Linked DNA regions of Homo sapiens: region 1 is linked to region 2. Evidence: chromatin contacts called from ENCODE Hi-C or POLR2A ChIA-PET data. All regions are on one chromosome and are shown on one strand. The core of a region is the stretch at or near the end of the contact, and the rest is flanking DNA. Distances in the headings are between cores, read along the strand shown.

Evidence for each region. A loop is a pair of places that touch in the nucleus more often than their neighbours do. ChIA-PET counts read pairs that join two places held with the same protein, here RNA polymerase II (POLR2A). Pooled maps may share reads with other maps.
Region 1: a map of naive thymus-derived CD4-positive, alpha-beta T cell shows a loop between it and region 2 (8-fold over the local background). The contact joins the enhancer-like site here to the promoter of TP53RK-DT in region 2. A Hi-C loop is called at or near these places in 1 of 168 maps with a recorded cell type or tissue (naive thymus-derived CD4-positive, alpha-beta T cell) and 4 of 50 pooled maps. POLR2A ChIA-PET finds 5 or more read pairs at or near these places in 1 of 52 experiments (K562).

The regions. Positions count from the first base shown.
Region 1 is chr20:48,759,845-48,762,929 of GRCh38, reverse strand. All of the region lies in intron 1 of PREX1 (phosphatidylinositol-3,4,5-trisphosphate dependent Rac exchange factor 1), which reads left to right. Among named protein-coding and RNA genes, the nearest start is that of PREX1, 67 kb to the left of the region's middle. RefSeq lists enhancers at 1-33, 1,480-1,529 and a silencer at 2,060-2,109. Within about 2 kb of position 1,394, at least 16 of the 41 ENCODE cell types and tissues checked have a DNase peak (open chromatin) inside an H3K27ac peak, as active enhancers do.
Region 2 is chr20:46,687,819-46,690,854 of GRCh38, reverse strand. It overlaps TP53RK-DT (TP53RK divergent transcript), which reads right to left and starts at 1,556. Exons shown (of 1, transcript NR_186399.1): 1 at 566-1,556. TP53RK (TP53 regulating kinase) reads left to right here and starts at 1,411. Exons shown (of 2, transcript NM_033550.4): 1 at 1,411-1,723. The coding sequence starts at 1,441. RefSeq lists an enhancer at 963-1,552 and a silencer at 1,783-1,832.

The DNA of each region.
Region 1 (3,085 bases), core at 145-2,644, 2.1 Mb before region 2:
GTAGTTTGAGACCAGCATGGCCAACATAGTGAAACCCTGTCTCTACTAAAAATACAAACATTAGCCAGGTGTGGAGGCATGCACCTGTAATCCCAGCTACTTGGGAGGTTGAGGCAGAAGAATCGCTTGAACCCAGAAGGCGGAGGTTGCAGTGAGCTGAGATGGTGCCACTGCACTCCAGCCTGGGTGACAGAGCGAGACTTTGTCTCAAAAAAAAAAAAAAAAAAAGAAACTTCATACCATTAGCAGTCAGGTACCATTTTTATATCCCCATTTCATAGAGAGGGAAGCTGAGACACAGAGAGGCTGTTTAGGGTCACACAGCCAGCAAATGACCGAACCAGGATTTGAACCCAAAATACTTGGCTCTGTCTAGAGGCCATTTTCTTAGCTTTGCTATAATGCAATGGTTCTTAACCAAGGATGATTTTGCCTCCAGGGGACATGGGCAATGTCTGGACACATTTTTGATTGTCACAACTGAGGAGAGGAGGGTTGTTATTTGTATCTAGAGGGTAGAGGGCAGGGAAGCTGCTGAGTGTCTTATAATACTCAGGACATCCCTCACAGCAAAGAACTATCCACTGAACTGTCAAGGTACCAAAGTTGAGAATCTCTGCTAGAATCCCACTCTGATGAGCCCATTTTTCAGGAAAAAAATCAACAACTGAGGAGCCCAAAGGAGTAGGGAGAAGCTGGGTTGTGAATGGGAAGGATTTTAGACCATTTCTGACAACAGTGAAGGGAGATAAATTCTGAACGGCTTGGAGAAGACTTAGCAGGAAAAAGATCTGCATTCCATTAGTGATGTCTGCCCTGGGTGAGGGTAAAGGCGAAGTAGCAGGTTCAGGTTTGCCTTGCCTGTGTCTAGGACAGAAGTCTCACACTCAGGTGTTCACAGGGCGCAGCAGTGGGTTGGGTGGTGGGAAATTGAGGAGCACTTGTCCTGGGTGAAGGTGATGGCTATCACTCTGCTCTACAGCACCTGCAGCCTTGTGGGCATTTGAGACCCATGTGTCAGTTTTTTCAAAAGAAGCTTGGAATTTGGATTTTAATGGGAAACCTGATATTCAAACTTAGGCCCAAGTTTCTCAAACCCCTCTGCAGGCCAAAGGAATGATGCCTCTGAGTTACCAGTTTGAGACCCATAAGGTAGCCCCATCATGTAGAGGAGGCTCTGCATAAATATCTGTTGAAGGAAGGATGGGTTGTTGGTGAACTCAGGAAAGTTTGTAGGCCAGGCCCCAGCCCCTTGATGGGGGCTGCGTGAAGAAAAGCATTGGGTTCCTCTCAGTGTCCCCCACTGCCTTCCCCCACTGTTGCATCAGACCTCTTCATGACAGGTTGTTGCAACTTGTTTTTTGCATCAACTTCCTCTCCCGATGTGGTGGGGAACGGGGCGGGGTGGGGTGAGAACTGGGCACCTTTTACCAGGGCCTAGAATCTGGGTGGGGGTGGGAGTAGTCTACTCTAGATGATTGATTGACTAATTAATTAAACACATCCTTTTCGAGGGTCTGCTGTGTGCTGGGTCCAATCCTAGGCTCTGGGACACCACAGTGACCTAGACAGACAAACATCCTTGCCTTCCTGGAGGTGAGACTCAAGTGGGCTAGATGGATAATAGACTGATATAAACACACATAATGTCCATGGTGACAGGTGCTGTGAGGAAAACAGAGCAGGGATAGACGTTTTCGATAGGATTGTCCTGGAAAGACTGAATGTGCCTCGGGGCCTTTGCCCCGGCTGTTGACCCTGCCCATGATGCTGTGTCCTCCGATACACGCAATGCTGTTTGCTCCCTGTGTCTGCTCAAATGCCATCTTCTCAGAACGGCTTTCTCTGAACAGCTCCTTGAAATGGCATTCCCACCTTATCCTTCTCTGTTTTCTTACCCTGCTTTAGTTTTCTTTGTAGCAATCATTCCTACCTGCCATTTTATTTTAAAATCAGTGTATAGTCTGTCTCTGCCACTACTTTGTGAAGGTGGGGAGTTAGTCTGATTTGTTCATTCACTGATGTGTCATTGGCTCTTAGCGCAGTGCCTGGCACATAATAGGTGTGCAGTAAGTATTTGCTGACTACACAGGCGAATGTAAGAATGCATAAGTCCTTCCGTGGCAGGGTCATGGCTTATATCTGTGTCTCCAGCACCCAGCTCGGTGCCTGGTGCACGGCAGGCCCTGGTTAACACTTGCTGGGATGGTTGGTACTCGGAGAGGACTTGTCCCCCTAGAATATCATCACAAGCAACTTCCTGCCCCTTTCCTAGTCCAGCCTCCCTCTCCTGGCTCAGCCTTTCTGCCACTTTTTCCAGGAAGTGTTTGTAGTTACAAAGTGTTCACCTGCATCATTTCACTTAAACCTCAACAACTACTCCTCCCCCCCTTTTTGTTTGGTCCAGGAAATTGACTCAGAAGTGTGGTGACTTGCTGAAGTCACGTGGTTGGCAGTCAGCAAGGAGGATGGGGCAGGGCAGAGGGGTGCGCTGGTGGTGATGAGGATGTGGGGGGCTCTGCAGTTTATAAAGCCTTCCCCTTCTCATCTCACCTCAGGAGACTCGGAAGCAGGCAGTCTATAATAATAGAGCTATTTGCAGGATGGAAAAAACTAATAAAAATAAGTAAAAATAGTGTGGGATAAATGTGAGTGTGCTTGGTGCATGTAGAAGCCCTACAGATGTGGTTGATCCAAATCCAGGTTTCCTTAGGAAGCACAGTGGGTTCTGTCTACCTGCACCAGGGCTTGGACTCCCTGCAGACACTCTAGAAACTCAAGATGGGGAGATCATAATAGCCAATGCTTTTTTTTTTTTGAGGCAGGGTCTTGCTTTGTCATCCAGGCTGAAGTGCAGTGGTGCGATCTTGGCTCACTGCAACCTCTGCCTCCTAGGCTGAAGTGATGCTCTCACCTCAGCCTCTCGAGTAGCTGGGACTACAGGTGTGCGCCACCACACCTGGCTATTTTGTTTGTTTGTTTGTATTTTTGGTAGAGATGAGGTTTTGCCGTATTGATTGATTGCTCGAACTCCTGGGTTCAAGCAATCAGCCTGCCTCGGCCTCCCACAGTGTTAGGATTACAG
Region 2 (3,036 bases), core at 307-2,806:
AGTTAGATAGGAGGAAACATTCATGAAATCTATTGCACGACATGGTGACTATAGATAATAACAATGGGTTGTATTCTTGAAAAATGCTAAGATAATAGATTTTAAGTGTCCTCACCCCCGAAATGATCAGTATGTTAGGTAACGTTAACTAGCTGGATTTAGCCATTCCACAATGTATACATATTTCAAAACATGTTACTTACGATAAACACGTACAATTTTTACTTTTCCTTATGTACGTCTTCATCTGGCTGTTCATTTTTATCTTTTATACTATCTTTTATAATAAACTGGCAATAGTAAGTAAAGTGTTTTCCTGAGAAACAACAAACTGGAAACAACTGTTTAGCAACAAGAAACTGCCTGACCAGGTAGAAGGACGTGGTAGCTCTGTATGTATTGATATGGAATATAGTCTGAGATAAATTGTTTAGGAAAATGAAAAGCAAGTTGCCAAAGAACCCACAGTATGATGTCATTTATGTTGGAAAAAACGCCACAACGATGTGTGAGTGTGCACACTGAATGAAAGAAAATTCTGGAAAGAAACTAACGGCCAGCAGTGTCACAAGGGGGATAGGTAGTTTATTTATTTATGTGTGCGTGTGCAAAGTTCCGTATTGTAAGAATTTGCTACAGCCTGTGTTATTATAAGCTTTGTAATGAAACAGGTAGAAACTGAAAAAGTTTAATTATTCCCAATTCAGTTTAGGTTCTGTCTCCGGAAGACTTTCCCGGATTCCCCAGCCCCCACTCCCCACCCCATCTTACCACCCCCTCTGCCAGCTCTGAGTCTCAATTTTCTTTTCTGTAAGGATTTTCATCATTTAACCTTATTTCTTCTGAATGCACTAAATGGTAGTTATCCTAGCACTTAAGAGGATGTCGGAAACATGGTTCATTGTCTGACCCTTCCGACTCTGACTTGTATGAGCACATTTTGGGGGGAATGTAGGAGTCAGGGGAAGAGGAGTTCCAAAAAGAGACTACTAGAGGGTACAGCTGTCCCGGAAGAGACTTCTGAAGAGAGCAAAGCGCGTCCGACGTTTTTCTCGAGAGGCGCCGAAGTTTTCCGGAAAGAGACGACCAACTGAGAGGTGGGCCCCCAAAGCCGGCTGCGAGAGTCACCGAAGATTTCCGGAGAGCCAAGGAGTCGGGAAGAGCCACTTACTGAGCGTTGCCGAACGTGTACGGAGATAGCCGAAGAGGCGGAAGGCGGGGCCACAAGAGCCCTTCCTGCAGGGAACCTCAGGCTTCAGAGAGCCGAAAAGTTGGGAGGCGTAACCACTTACAGGCCGGAAGTGTCCGGGGTGGACGCATTCGGGTAGCCGAAGAAGTCCCAGGATTGCCGAAGAAGTCCCAGGATTTCCGAAGCGAGCCGAAGCATCGCGACAGTTTTCAGAGACAGCTGATCGGTTGGAGCTGTTGCGCCGAGCAGTCATGGCGGCGGCCAGAGCTACTACGCCGGCCGATGGCGAGGAGCCCGCCCCGGAGGCTGAGGCTCTGGCCGCAGCCCGGGAGCGGAGCAGCCGCTTCTTGAGCGGCCTGGAGCTGGTGAAGCAGGGTGCCGAGGCGCGCGTGTTCCGTGGCCGCTTCCAGGGCCGCGCGGCGGTGATCAAGCACCGCTTCCCCAAGGGCTACCGGCACCCGGCGCTGGAGGCGCGGCTTGGCAGACGGCGGACGGTGCAGGAGGCCCGGGCGCTCCTCCGCTGTCGCCGCGCTGGTAAGGTGGGCCGGGATCCCGGCGTGGGCGGCCCCGAGGCTCTGGGGCCTGGGCGGGTGAGGGACTCCCCTGCGCTCCGAAGCTGGATTTCCCTCAGTTTCTCCTTCTGTGCCTTCTGCGGTGTCCGGCCTTTCGGAAATGTTATTCTTTCATCCCTTTTTTCATTCGTTAAGTCTTAAGAAACCACGTGGCCATGCAGCGTCAAGCTTTTGTCCTGAGGCCGTTCTGCCTGGTTCAAATCTGGGATCTGTCATTATTGCTCAATGTTGAACATGTTTAACTTCCCTGAGCCTTGGTTTCCCCATTTGACTCGTTTCAATTTTCGATCATTATCTTTCCATTTATTAGTTTTAAGAAACATGTAATGACAAGTACTTGCCCCACTGGAGCCAGGCTCCCTGGGTTGAAATACTAACTCTGCTGCTTGTGTAGCCTTTCAACAAGTTATTTAGCCTCTCAGCCTCGGTTTTCTCACCTGTAAAATGGGAGACATAGTAGCAGTATCCATGTCATAGGGATGTTGTGACCATTAGAGGAGGTATGTGTGTCACGTATTATGTTCAAATGTGTGCCTGGCACATAGTGCCCAATAAATGTTGGATTTCATTAAATTGCCTATTTTTTCATTAAACATCATTGTGCGCCAGCACCATAAACTTTGTCCTCAGATGAGAAAGTGACACTCAGAGAGAAGTAACTTGCCCAAGGTTACACGGTTACTAAGTGGCCGGTCCAGGCCCTCAGCTCCTTATGCCTCTGACTCAGAAGCCCTGGCTTTTTACTTTTACGCTTCTTGCCTTTCTTTTATCAGTATTTTTTAGGTACCAGTGGGTACCAGGACATTGTTAAGTGCTGGGAGATCTGGGTGGGGGATATTCAGTAGCCAACAAGCGGACACATTGCTGCCCTTTCAGAGACTTAAGATTTCATGAAGTTATTTGTGTATTCATATTTCTGTTTTCAGCCTCATGATCTGTTTCGTTAAGCAGAGATTGTATTATAGCTGGCTTGTTTATTGCTGTATCCCCATTGATAACATCTCTCAGTTTCTAGAAAAGTATACTGAGCCTGGTTGACTTTCAGTAAAGATTCATTGAGTTTATTGGAGCTATTGTTCCTTGTATAGTAGCAGAAACTGAGGCTTAGAGAAGTTAATGTAATTTTAAGATTAGATTAGACAACTAATAAGAAAAGCAGCTGGGATTTGAACCCTGTCCTCTCTGACTACGAAGATGAACCTCGAAGCTAGCACACTGCTTGGCCTCCTGTTTGTGTCCTCATCAGTAGAAACTGCTCTGACTGGGCTGTGCCTT